Regions from separate parts of the Homo sapiens genome. Here region 1 is linked to region 2. A link is a contact called in ENCODE Hi-C or POLR2A ChIA-PET data. All regions are on one chromosome and are shown on one strand. Each heading gives the region's core, a stretch centred on a gene start or an enhancer-like site at or near the end of the contact. The rest is flanking DNA. Distances are from core to core; before and after follow the strand shown. Region 1 has its middle 82 kb from the start of MIR223HG. Region 2 overlaps MSN (moesin).

Region 1 (5,265 bases), core at 260-2,759, 230 kb after region 2:
CACTTACTGAATACCCATTGTGTCTTTTTCCCTCAGTCACCCAGGAGGAACCATCTATCGCCTGTTCTGAAGGGAGTACCTCCTAGGTCTGGTCGAACCTTTGGATGGTAATTAAGATTTAGATCCTCTGTTAGGAAACATGCTGGGTTAAGGGAATTTTCAGTGTTTAATGTTAAATCATCTTTTTCTAACAGAGTAGCCTCATACTTTAAAATTATTGAGTCAGTAAGCTACCTTTTTATTTTTCCGACTTAGGATAGTTCTGACTTGATGAGGTGTGCTCACAATGAAGTTTCCTCTAAAAGTTATTTTTCTACTTTCTTCTGTTAGCAAAGCAGTTGCCACTACAGATTGAATGCATTTGGGCCATCCGCGGGTTACTGGGTTAAAGATTTTTTATTAGAAAGGCTACGGGTTGTCACTGGCCTCAGTGTTTTCAGGCTATGCCCTTGTTTACACTGATGACAAGATGGTATTGGAGTGTTATAGGATCACGGAGAAGACCTTCAATTATTAATTATAGGTTTTAAATTTACCCTGGCTTTTAAAGGAATAGGGTACACTGCTTCCTCTTTACTACTTCTATCTCTCTTTCTCTCTCTCTCTTTCTCTCTGTTTCTCTCTCTCTCTCTTTCTCTGTCTCTCTTTGACTCCCTCTTTGTCTTTCTCTCTCTCTCTCTTTTTCTCTGCCTCTGCTGGCCACTTATGCTACTGTTCTCCACTCTCCTTCCCCTTCCCCTAGGGGAGGGATAGGCGGGAGTGGAGCTACTCTTTCTTCCCCTGAGAAGAAAGGAAAGGGGAGTTCTGAATATTTTTCTTACTACTGGAGTTTTGTGTGAGGTTCAGCCCCCTGAAATTTGCAGAAGTCTCAACCCCTCAATCCAGGGGTGTCTTGTCTTGCCTGTCCTGGAAGCCTCAATCCCTCAAACCAGGGATGTCTCACCTTGTCTGCCCTGAAAGCCTCAACCCCTCAAACCAGGGATGTCTTGCCTTGCCTGTTCCGGAAGGCCTAACCCCTCAAACCAGGAGGTATCTTGCCTTGCTGCTCTGGAAAGTTGACCTCTTTCCTCCTTTTCCCCCTCTGAATGTCCCTTGCCCACTTCCCACTCATGTTGTCCTCTCTGGCTGCTCCCTCGGGGCCCCTCTTAGTGTTGGCATGCTGGTATAAATCCCATGGCAGGATCCACCTTAAGCCATATGAGGTAGCTATAGAACTGTGGAGAGGACCCACTCATTCCATCCAGCAGTAGGACTTGTCACCATCTACATGAACAACACCACAAGCAGGGTTGTTTGTGATCATTCATGTACACACACATTTAGCCCTCCAGAGTCTGACCACCAAGGAAGTACTTTACTGGCTCACATGGCTTCTCCTTCCTTGGTCTGTGCACAGAGTTGTTGCCACAGTAGGTGAGGACCCTTTAAGCTAGGTTGCTGGCCAGTTTCTTTCTGCGTTGCTGAGATCTCAGGTTATTCCTCGCACTGAGTGGGTGCTGATTCCTAAGCCCTGAGGTCGCCACAAGGGGGCGGGGCACGCCTCCTCACGAGGGAGAACCAGAGACTGTCCCTGGAGGGGAATGTAATCATGGGCGAGCCCCTAAGTTGTTACAAATAAAATTTTGGTGCTGCAAAAGAAATAGCATTCAAATATAATTTTTTTTTTTTAATTCTCAGCAAGGCAATGTACTTCTATAAAAGGGCCCACCCTTACAGATGGAGCAATGGTGAGTGCACACCTGGACAAGGGAGGGGGAGGGGTTCTTATTCCTGACACATGTGGTCCCTGCTGCTGTTGTTCCCCTATTGGCTAGGGTTAGACTGAACAGGCTAAACTAATTCTGATTGGCTAATTTAAAGAGAGTGACAAGGTGAGTGGTTTGGCGGGAAAAAATGGTTATGGCAGATCAGGAAATCAGAATGAGTCAGGGTGGAGAATGAGTCAGGGCAGAGCAGGTAATTGGAATGAGTCCGGGTGGAGCAAACAATCAGAATGAGTCAGGGCAGAGCAGGTAATTGGAATGAGTCAGGGTGGAGCAGGTAATGAGTATGAGTCAGAGTGGAGAAGGTAATGGGAATGAGTCAGGATGGAGCAGGTAATTGAAAAAGGTTGCTTTACGAGGAAGTTAAGTTTAAAAGTAGAAGGCAAAGAATTGAACATACTGACATATTGATCCTTTCAAGAGAAATTTAGAACTCACATCTAACATTACATTGATTGGTATTTTTATACAGTCATGTATCACTTTATGATTGAGACATATTCTAAACAATGCACTGTTAAGTGATTTTCTTTTTGTGAGAGCAATATAGAATGTATTTTCATGAACCTAGATGGCATAGCCTATTACATACCTAGTTTCTGTAGTGTAGCCTATTGCTCCTAGGCTACAAACCTGTAAAGTATGTGACTGTACTGAATAATGTAGGCAATTGTAGGACAATAATATGTATTTGTGTATCTAAATATAGAAAAGGTACAGTAAAATTCAACATAAAAAATAAAAACAGTACACCTGTATATAATACTTGCCATGAATGAAGCTTGCGGAACCGGAAGTTGCTCTGGATGAGTCAGTGAGTGAATGGTTAGTAAATGTGAAGGCCTAGGACATTACTGAACCCTACTATAAATTTTATAAACACTGTACACTCAGGCTGCATGAAATTTACAAAAAAAGTTTTTTTCTTCATTAATAAATTAATCTCAGCTTATTGTAACTTTTTCACTTAAAAAGCTTTTTAATTTTTTAATATTTTTGATTCTTTTGTAATAATACTTGCTTTAAAACACATACACATTGTACAGCTGTACAAAAATATTTTTTCTTCATATCCTTATTCTATAAGCTTTTTCTACTTTTAAATTTTTAATATTTTAAATACTTTTAAAACTTTTTTTCTTAAAAACTAAGACATGAAAACACACATTAGCCTAGGCCTGTCCAGATTCAGGGTGATCAATATCACTGTCTTTCACCTCCATGTCTTCTTTTACTGGAAGATCCTTGGGAGCAGCAACACACAAAGCTTTAATCTTCTATGGAAATAATGCCTTCTTTTGGAATAGCTCCTGAAGAACCTGCTTAAGGTTGTTTTAGAGTGAACTTTTCATAAATAGAAGGAGTACATTCTAAAATAAAGATGAAAATATAGTATGATATCTACATAAGCCAGTAACAGAGTTGTTTATTATTAATACTAGGTTTGTATACACCATAATCACCACAAATATGTGAGTAGTGTATTGTGCTACAATGCTATGACAACTAAGTCACTAGGCAATAAACATTTTTCAGCTTCATTATACTCTTATGAGACCACTGTCATTTATGTGGTCCATCATTGATAAAAAAATTTATGAGGCCCATTACTGTATTGCATTTCTGGAATAAATCATTTAGTCAAGATATTTAATTCTTTTCTTTATTTTATTATTATTATACTTTAAGTTTTAGGGTACATGTGCACAGTGTGCAGGTAAGTTACATATGTATACATGTGCCATGCTGGTGGGCTGCACCCATTAACTCATCATTTAGCATTAGGTATATCTCCTAATGCTATCCCTCCCCTCTCCCCACACCCCACAACAGTCCCCAGAGTGTGATGTTCCCCTTCCTGTGTTCATGTGTTCTCATTGTTCAATTCACACCTATGAGTGAGAACACGTGGTGTTTGGTTTTTTGTCCTTGCGATAGTTTACTGAGAATGATGATTTCCAATTTCATCCATGTCCCTACAAAGGACATGAACTCATCATTTTTTATGGCTGCATAGTATTCCATGGTGTATATGTGCCACATTTTCTTAATCCACTCTATCATTGTTGGACATTTGACTTGGTTCCAAGTCTTTGCTATTGTGAATAGTGCCACAATAAACATACATGTGCATACGTCTTTATAGCAGCATGATTTATAGTCCTTTGGGTATATACCCAGTAATGGGATAGCTGGGTCAAATGGTAATTTTAGTTCTAGATCCCTGAGGAATCACCAAACTGACTTGCACAATGGTTGAACTAGTTTACAGTCCCACCAACAGTGTAAAAGTGTTCCTATTTCTCCACATCCTCTCCAGCACCTGTTGTTTCCTGACTTTTTAATGATTGCCAGTCTAACTGGTGTGAGATGGTATCTCATTGTGGTTTTGATTTGCATTTCTCTGATGGCCAGTGATGGTGAGCATTTTTTCATGTGTTTTTTGGCTGCATAAATGTCTTCTTTTGAGAAGTGTCTGTTCATATCCTTTGCCCACTTTTTGATGGGGTTGTTTGTTTTTTTCTTGTAAATTTGTTTGAGTTCATTGTAGATTCTAGATATTATCCCTTTGTCAGATGAGTAGGTTGCGAAAATTTTCTCCCATTTTGTAGGTGGCCTGTTCACTCTGATGGTAGTTTCTTTTGCTGTGCAGAAGCTCTTTAGTTTAATTAGACCCCATTTGTCAATTTTGGCTTTTGTTGCCATTGCTTTTGGTGTTTTAGACATGAAGTCCTTGCCCATGCCTATGTCCTGAATGGTAATGCCTAGGTTTTCTTCTAGGGTTTTTATGGTTTTAGATCTAACGTTTAAGTCTTTAATCCATCTTGAATTAATTTTTGTATAAGGTGTAAGGAAGGGATCCAGTTTCAGCTTTCTACATATGGCTAGCCAGTTTTCCCAGTACCATTTATTAAACAGGGAATCCCTTCCCCATTGCTTGTTTTTGTCAGGTTTGTCAAAGATCAGATAGTTGTAGATATGTGGCATTATTTCTCAGGGCTCTATTCTGTTCCATTGATCTATATCACTGTTTTGGTAACAGTACCATGCTATTTTGGTTACTGTAGCCTTGTAGTATAGTTTGAAGTCAGGTAGTGTGATGCCTCCAGCTTCGTTCTTTTGGCTTAGGATTGACTTGGCAATATGGGCTGTTTTTTGGTTCCATATGAACTTTAAAGAATTTTTTTCCAAATCTGTGAAGAAAGTCATTGGTAGCTTGATGGGGATGGCATTGAATCTATAAATCACCTTGGGCAGTATGGCCATTTTCACGATGTTGATTCTTCCTACCCATGAGCATGGAATGTTCTTCCATTTCTTTGTATCCTCTTTTATTTCCTTGAGCAGTGGTTTGTAGTTCTCCTTGAAGAGGTTCTTCACGTCCCTTGTAAGTTGGATTCCTAGGTATTTTATTCTCTTTGAAGCAATTGTGAATGGGAGTTCACTCATGATTTGGCTCTGTGTTTGTCTGTTATTGGTGTATAAGAATGCTTGTGATTTT
Region 2 (4,990 bases), core at 1,865-4,364:
CGATATTATTAGACCCGTTTTATAGATTAGGAAACTGAATTTTAGAAAGAGGAAGGTCAAAAAGGCTCCAAAGCTCAAAATGCTGAGACCATTATTTCCAGGACAAGGGCTCCTGGGTTTTCTGTGGGTTTCCCAGATACTAGATTTGGTTCTTAGCTTACCAGCAAGGTAGGTAGGAAGCCAACCTTAGCCTACCCCTGGGGTTGAAAACAGAGGTTTTTTGTTTTTTGTTTTTTTTTGACAGGATCTCTCTCTGTTGCACAGGATAGAGTGCAGTGGCAAGATTTTGGCTCACTGCAACCTCTGCCTCCTGTGTTGAAGCAAGCGATTCTCATGCCTCAGCCTCCTAAGTAAGTATTAGTAGCTGGGACTACAGGCGTGCGCCACCATGCCCAGCTAATTTTTGTACTTTTTGTAGAGACAGAATTTCGCCATTTTGCCCAGGCTGGTCTTTAACTGGGCTCAAGCGGTCTGCTTGCCTCACCCTCCCAAAGTGCTGGGATTACAGGCATGAGCCACCACGCTCAGCTGGAAACAGAGCTTTTTGATTAGGGCCAGAAGCGTCCCCCTGCAACTGCATATTTGACTAATCCTGGCTTCAGCAGTTTTAACATTCCCATGAGCAATAGATGGAACCCAAGTTTGGGTTTGGATCAGCTCCAGTGTGCTTCAGAAGTATGATGCTGGAGGTTGCTGGAGTCTGTTCCTAAGCAGAGGGAATAGAGCCCTCTTCTGGCACCCTGGGCAGAGCTGGCATATTCAGGCAGCCAAAAATGGTCAGTTTCCAGTCTACAAATACTTCCTGTAAAACTTGCTGGCAGGAAGCTGGGTCAAGCAGGAAAGTGACGCTAAAGAGTGAAGCCCAGCTAGGTGTGGCCCCGGATAGGGGCTTTGCCCATCTGGAGACTTACTTTATTAATGATGGGTCTGCACTTCTTTTATTTCAGCAGCTTTGAAGTTTTATGGGAGTTGAAGGAATCTGTTGTTCTTGGCTGCCTGGATATGAACCCATTACTCAAATTCCCTTCCTCTTTCTCTGCTCTGTGCCCTCCTCAATCCCCAGCTTGAGTCTTGGCTATGCCTATTACTGGGGGCCTTCCCAACCAGTTGCTATTCAAGTTTTTCCAAAGAAAACAGTTCTGGAAACAGGGCTCTCTGAGTTCTCCTTCCATGGTGTTATAAAATATTTAGTCTCCCTAGAATGGGTGGTGGTGATTGTCTCAGATCCTGAAAGTTAGGCCTGCCCTCTGTTGAAAGCTAAACTTCCAAGCAGTGCCAGCTTGGAGTTTTTCACGGAAACAAATTGATCCAGCCTCCTCCACATAGTTTTTTTTTTAGATCAATAATAGTATGCTTGAAGTATCTACTGTTTTCTAAATGTCAGGCTGGCACTATGGCTTACTAAATAGGCTAGTGGATCAAAAGCCAGGTTTTTTTTTTTTTTTTGAGATGGAGTCTTGCTCCGTCACCCAGGCTGGAGTGCAGTGGCGCAATCTTGGCTCACTGCAATCTCCGCTTCCCGGGTTCAAGCAATTTTCCTGTCTCAGCCGCCCTAGTAGCTGGGACAACAGGCACACAACACCATGCCTGGCTAATTTTTTGTATTTTTAGGAGAAACAGGATGTCACCATATTGGTCAGGCTGGTCTCGAACTCCTGACCTCAGGTGATCCTCCCACCTTGGCCTCCCAAAGTGCTGGGATTACAAGTGTGAGCCACCGCGCCCAGCCTCAAAAGCCAGGTTTTTAGCCCCTCCTCCCACACTGCCTAGCAGCTGTGTGGCTCTGGGCCAGTGCCTACCTTTCTTTGGACCTCAGTTTCCCCAGCTGTATGTTGCAAGGTTCGAATCGAGTGATCTCTGACGTCTTTTTCAGGTCTGACAGTTTGGGATTCTGGACTGTTTATTTTCTTAGAGGACAAGTTGAAGTTCAGAAGGGAGAAGCCATATGAGATTCTAGGATGCATGGGTTGAAATAATGAGAAAATGTAAAAAGAGGAATGGCCATGCTAAGGAGCTGGTGTGTCAGCCCATGTGCCTAAGAAGGAGAGATGAGTTGGGGCTGGAGAGTATTTGCCCTGGGGGTATGGTTTGGCTAAGGTGATTTTGAAAGTAAGAACTGAAGTTAGGTTCAGACACTAAGCAGATGGTTTTCTTCCTGACTTTCACGTGTGGAGAGAAAAACAAGAGGGGTTTACCTGGGCCTGAGGTTGAACAAAAGGCCATGCAATTACGGCTGGATTAACGAAGAAACTAACTTGCTAAAGTGACATCACTGTTTCTGATTTTTTTCTTTCAATTTTCACCTCTGACCTGAACTCTGCTCCCACAGGGACAAGGTGGTTATATTTCCATTGCTAACCCTCACACATATGGTAATTGGAGGAGTAACTCTCAGTTTCCAGTGTGCCCTTGTCTTCCAGTTGAAATGCTTCTTGAGGAGCTTCGGATGACAGGGCTGGGTCAAAACAAATGAAAGGGGACCCTTGTCTCTGACGCCCTCTGGAGCAGTTGGAGTGGTTGAAGAAATACTGCTAACCCATTAAGGTGTGAGTGAGGTTGGGTGTTGTTCTCCTTTCTAGAAGCTACTGGGAAAAGGCACAGGCATAGGAAAGGTTAACCCCAGTCAGGTTTTATGGGCTGTATTGAGAGTCTGGAAGAGGTCCTAGCAGATAACTGTACCAGTTACCACTTCCAAGTCAACAGGGAAGAGGCTGACTTGCTGAGAAGTGAGTTAGTCAGTGAAGGAAGAGGAGGAGGAGCAGAATGGCCCCTAGGCTAAAGATTCAAAGCAAACCTTGTTTTCCCTCTTATGGAAAAAAGCTAGTTGAGACAGTGCTGTCATCCAGAGAGGCAAAACAGACCAGGACCTGCCCTGCCCTGCCTTGGCCCCACTCTTAGTAGCAGGAAATGGTGGGAACTGGAGCCTAAACAATGGAGTTTAGCTTCCGACCTGATGAAGGCAGTGTGAGTGACGCTGTGATGACTATTCTCTGGCCAAGGAAGATACTAGAACTCTGGGATTGCGTTGGTAGGGCACATCCTTCTTCTGGCTCCCCTGCCCCACTTATACTTGCCTTCTTCTCTACACCAGCAGCCCCACTGAAAGCCCAGCAGGGGTGGCCCCCTGGGGAGGTGGCAGGTGGAAATGAGGTCATTGAGCTCAGACCCAACTGGGCTGACTCACAACCTCTGCCCCAGTGAGACAAGGGGACCTTCCCAAGCAGTGCTTCCCAGATGTGCCCAGGCTTCCTATGCCAGAATGTTTGAGTCTTAGCCAAAATAGTTGCCAAGCCAGTGTCTGAAGACAACATGACAGGAGAGGTGGGTGGAGTTGTGGAAGGAGCTCCAGGAATGTCCAGAAGACCCGCCTCCACTACTTGTTGGCTGAGTAAATGTGACCTCAGTGATGTTAAGTGAGACTGTGTGTGATGAGGCCGACACATTGTTGGCATTCAGTAAGTGTTCATTTCCATCCTTCTGTCACCTGCCTCTATGCACTTCAGTTTTCTCATCTATGAAGTGGGGATGGTAATGTTCATCCCCTCAGCTCGGAGGTCCATGCTCCAGGCAAGTTACTTGTAATTATTTGACTTACTCTCTGCTTTTCTCTCTGACTCTTCCAAACTTCTCTCCAGGAAAGAGCCATCTTATAGTTCAGTGACATGGGGTAGGTGAGGGGAAACCATTGCTAATCCCTTTTGCTGTAGCTGGGCTACAGCTCACCTGGGTGCTTCTGATGATAGGCAAAGAGAGGGTTGCTTATTTGAAACTGGCAGGCCCAGACACCAAAGTACCTCTCAGCTGCTGGTGCCAAGACAGAGGTAGCATCTGGCCTGGTTACTTTTGTGTCTCAGCCCAGCTAACTGGAGACATGAGAGAGAACCCAGTTTGTTGAAGGCTTTGGACAGTGTACCACCGAGATGAGTTTGTTTGTGCTTAGTGAAGTGCTTGGTGTGGGAAGCGTCTATGTTGAATTGCTCAGTAAATAACAGTGGGCTTATTGTTCTTGGGCAACAGGTGGGAGGGCCAGTGCATGTGAGAGGATGACACTCCTCCTTCCCCAAACACACATGCAGACATTTTGTTATTGTTCCTTCAAACCTTAATGTTCTTCTGAGACACAGTCTTTAACCTCATGCTGTGCCTAGATCCTCAGGGCCTGGCTTAGGCAGGGATCTAGGCATATAAACAGTTCTCTTCTGGGGACTACATCTTGAAATGCTACCCCATCCGGGTCAGCTCCTGTATTCCTGTCAAACTGAAGGACTGGCTGGGAATTTTCTGCCAACTTTGGAAACTTCATTTTTAGGTTCTTTCCTCCCAAACAAGACCACTGTCTTCTCTTTAGGGAGAGAGCAGCGTCTAGGCCCGAAAAGAAGACCATGGGTGCCTACTAAGGGTGAGCATCCAGTGGGCCCTCTGTGGCAGTGGGTCTGGGCCTGCAGCCCATCTTGCACTCTTGAATCCCTGATTAATCTAAGAGAGAACAAAGGGACCTTCTTTGATCAGGACTTCTATCCTATCTATCACTTTCAGGCCCCAGCTGTTACTACCCTTACTCCCTGCTACCTCTGACACGTACACAGAAAACAGGAGAGCATAGACCAATGGCCTTGTCCTCATGACTTAGTTTTTTTCTAATTTTTAATTTTAAAATTTTTATTATTTTTTAACTTGATTTTTTTTTTTAAATAGAGATGGTCTTGCTATATTGCCCAGGATGATCTCTAGCTTCTGGCTTCAAGCTGTCCTCCCACCTTGGTCTCCCAAAGTGTTGGGATTTACAGGTGTGAGCTGCTGTACCCAGCCTAATTTTGATTTTTTTAACCTGACACATCATAATAAATGCATACATAAATTGTACATATTTATGGGGTACATAGCAGTGTTTTGATATATACAATATATAGTGATCAGATCAGAGTAATTAGCATACTCACCATCTCAAACATTTATCATTTCTTTTTGTGAGACAGGGTCTCACTATGTT

The links. Hi-C counts contacts between places; a loop is a spot of excess contacts on that map. ChIA-PET counts read pairs that join two places held with the same protein, here RNA polymerase II (POLR2A). Pooled maps may share reads with other maps.
Region 1: a loop to region 2 is called in a pooled map, with 5 times the contacts of the local background. The contact joins two enhancer-like sites. A Hi-C loop is called at or near these places in 1 of 168 maps with a recorded cell type or tissue (naive thymus-derived CD4-positive, alpha-beta T cell) and 7 of 50 pooled maps. POLR2A ChIA-PET finds 5 or more read pairs at or near these places in 3 of 52 experiments (CD4-positive, alpha-beta memory T cell, T-cell and activated CD8-positive, alpha-beta T cell).

Annotation. Positions count from the first base shown.
Region 1 is chrX:65,930,847-65,936,111 of GRCh38, forward strand. No RefSeq gene overlaps it. Among named protein-coding and RNA genes, the nearest start is that of MIR223HG, 82 kb to the right of the region's middle. RefSeq lists an enhancer at 1,278-2,477. Within about 2 kb of position 1,510, at least 3 of the 41 ENCODE cell types and tissues checked have a DNase peak (open chromatin) inside an H3K27ac peak, as active enhancers do.
Region 2 is chrX:65,703,342-65,708,331 of GRCh38, forward strand. All of the region lies in intron 1 of MSN (moesin), which reads left to right. Among named protein-coding and RNA genes, the nearest start is that of MSN, 38 kb to the left of the region's middle. RefSeq lists a silencer at 814-986 and an enhancer at 3,245-3,304. Within about 2 kb of position 3,115, at least 20 of the 41 ENCODE cell types and tissues checked have a DNase peak (open chromatin) inside an H3K27ac peak, as active enhancers do.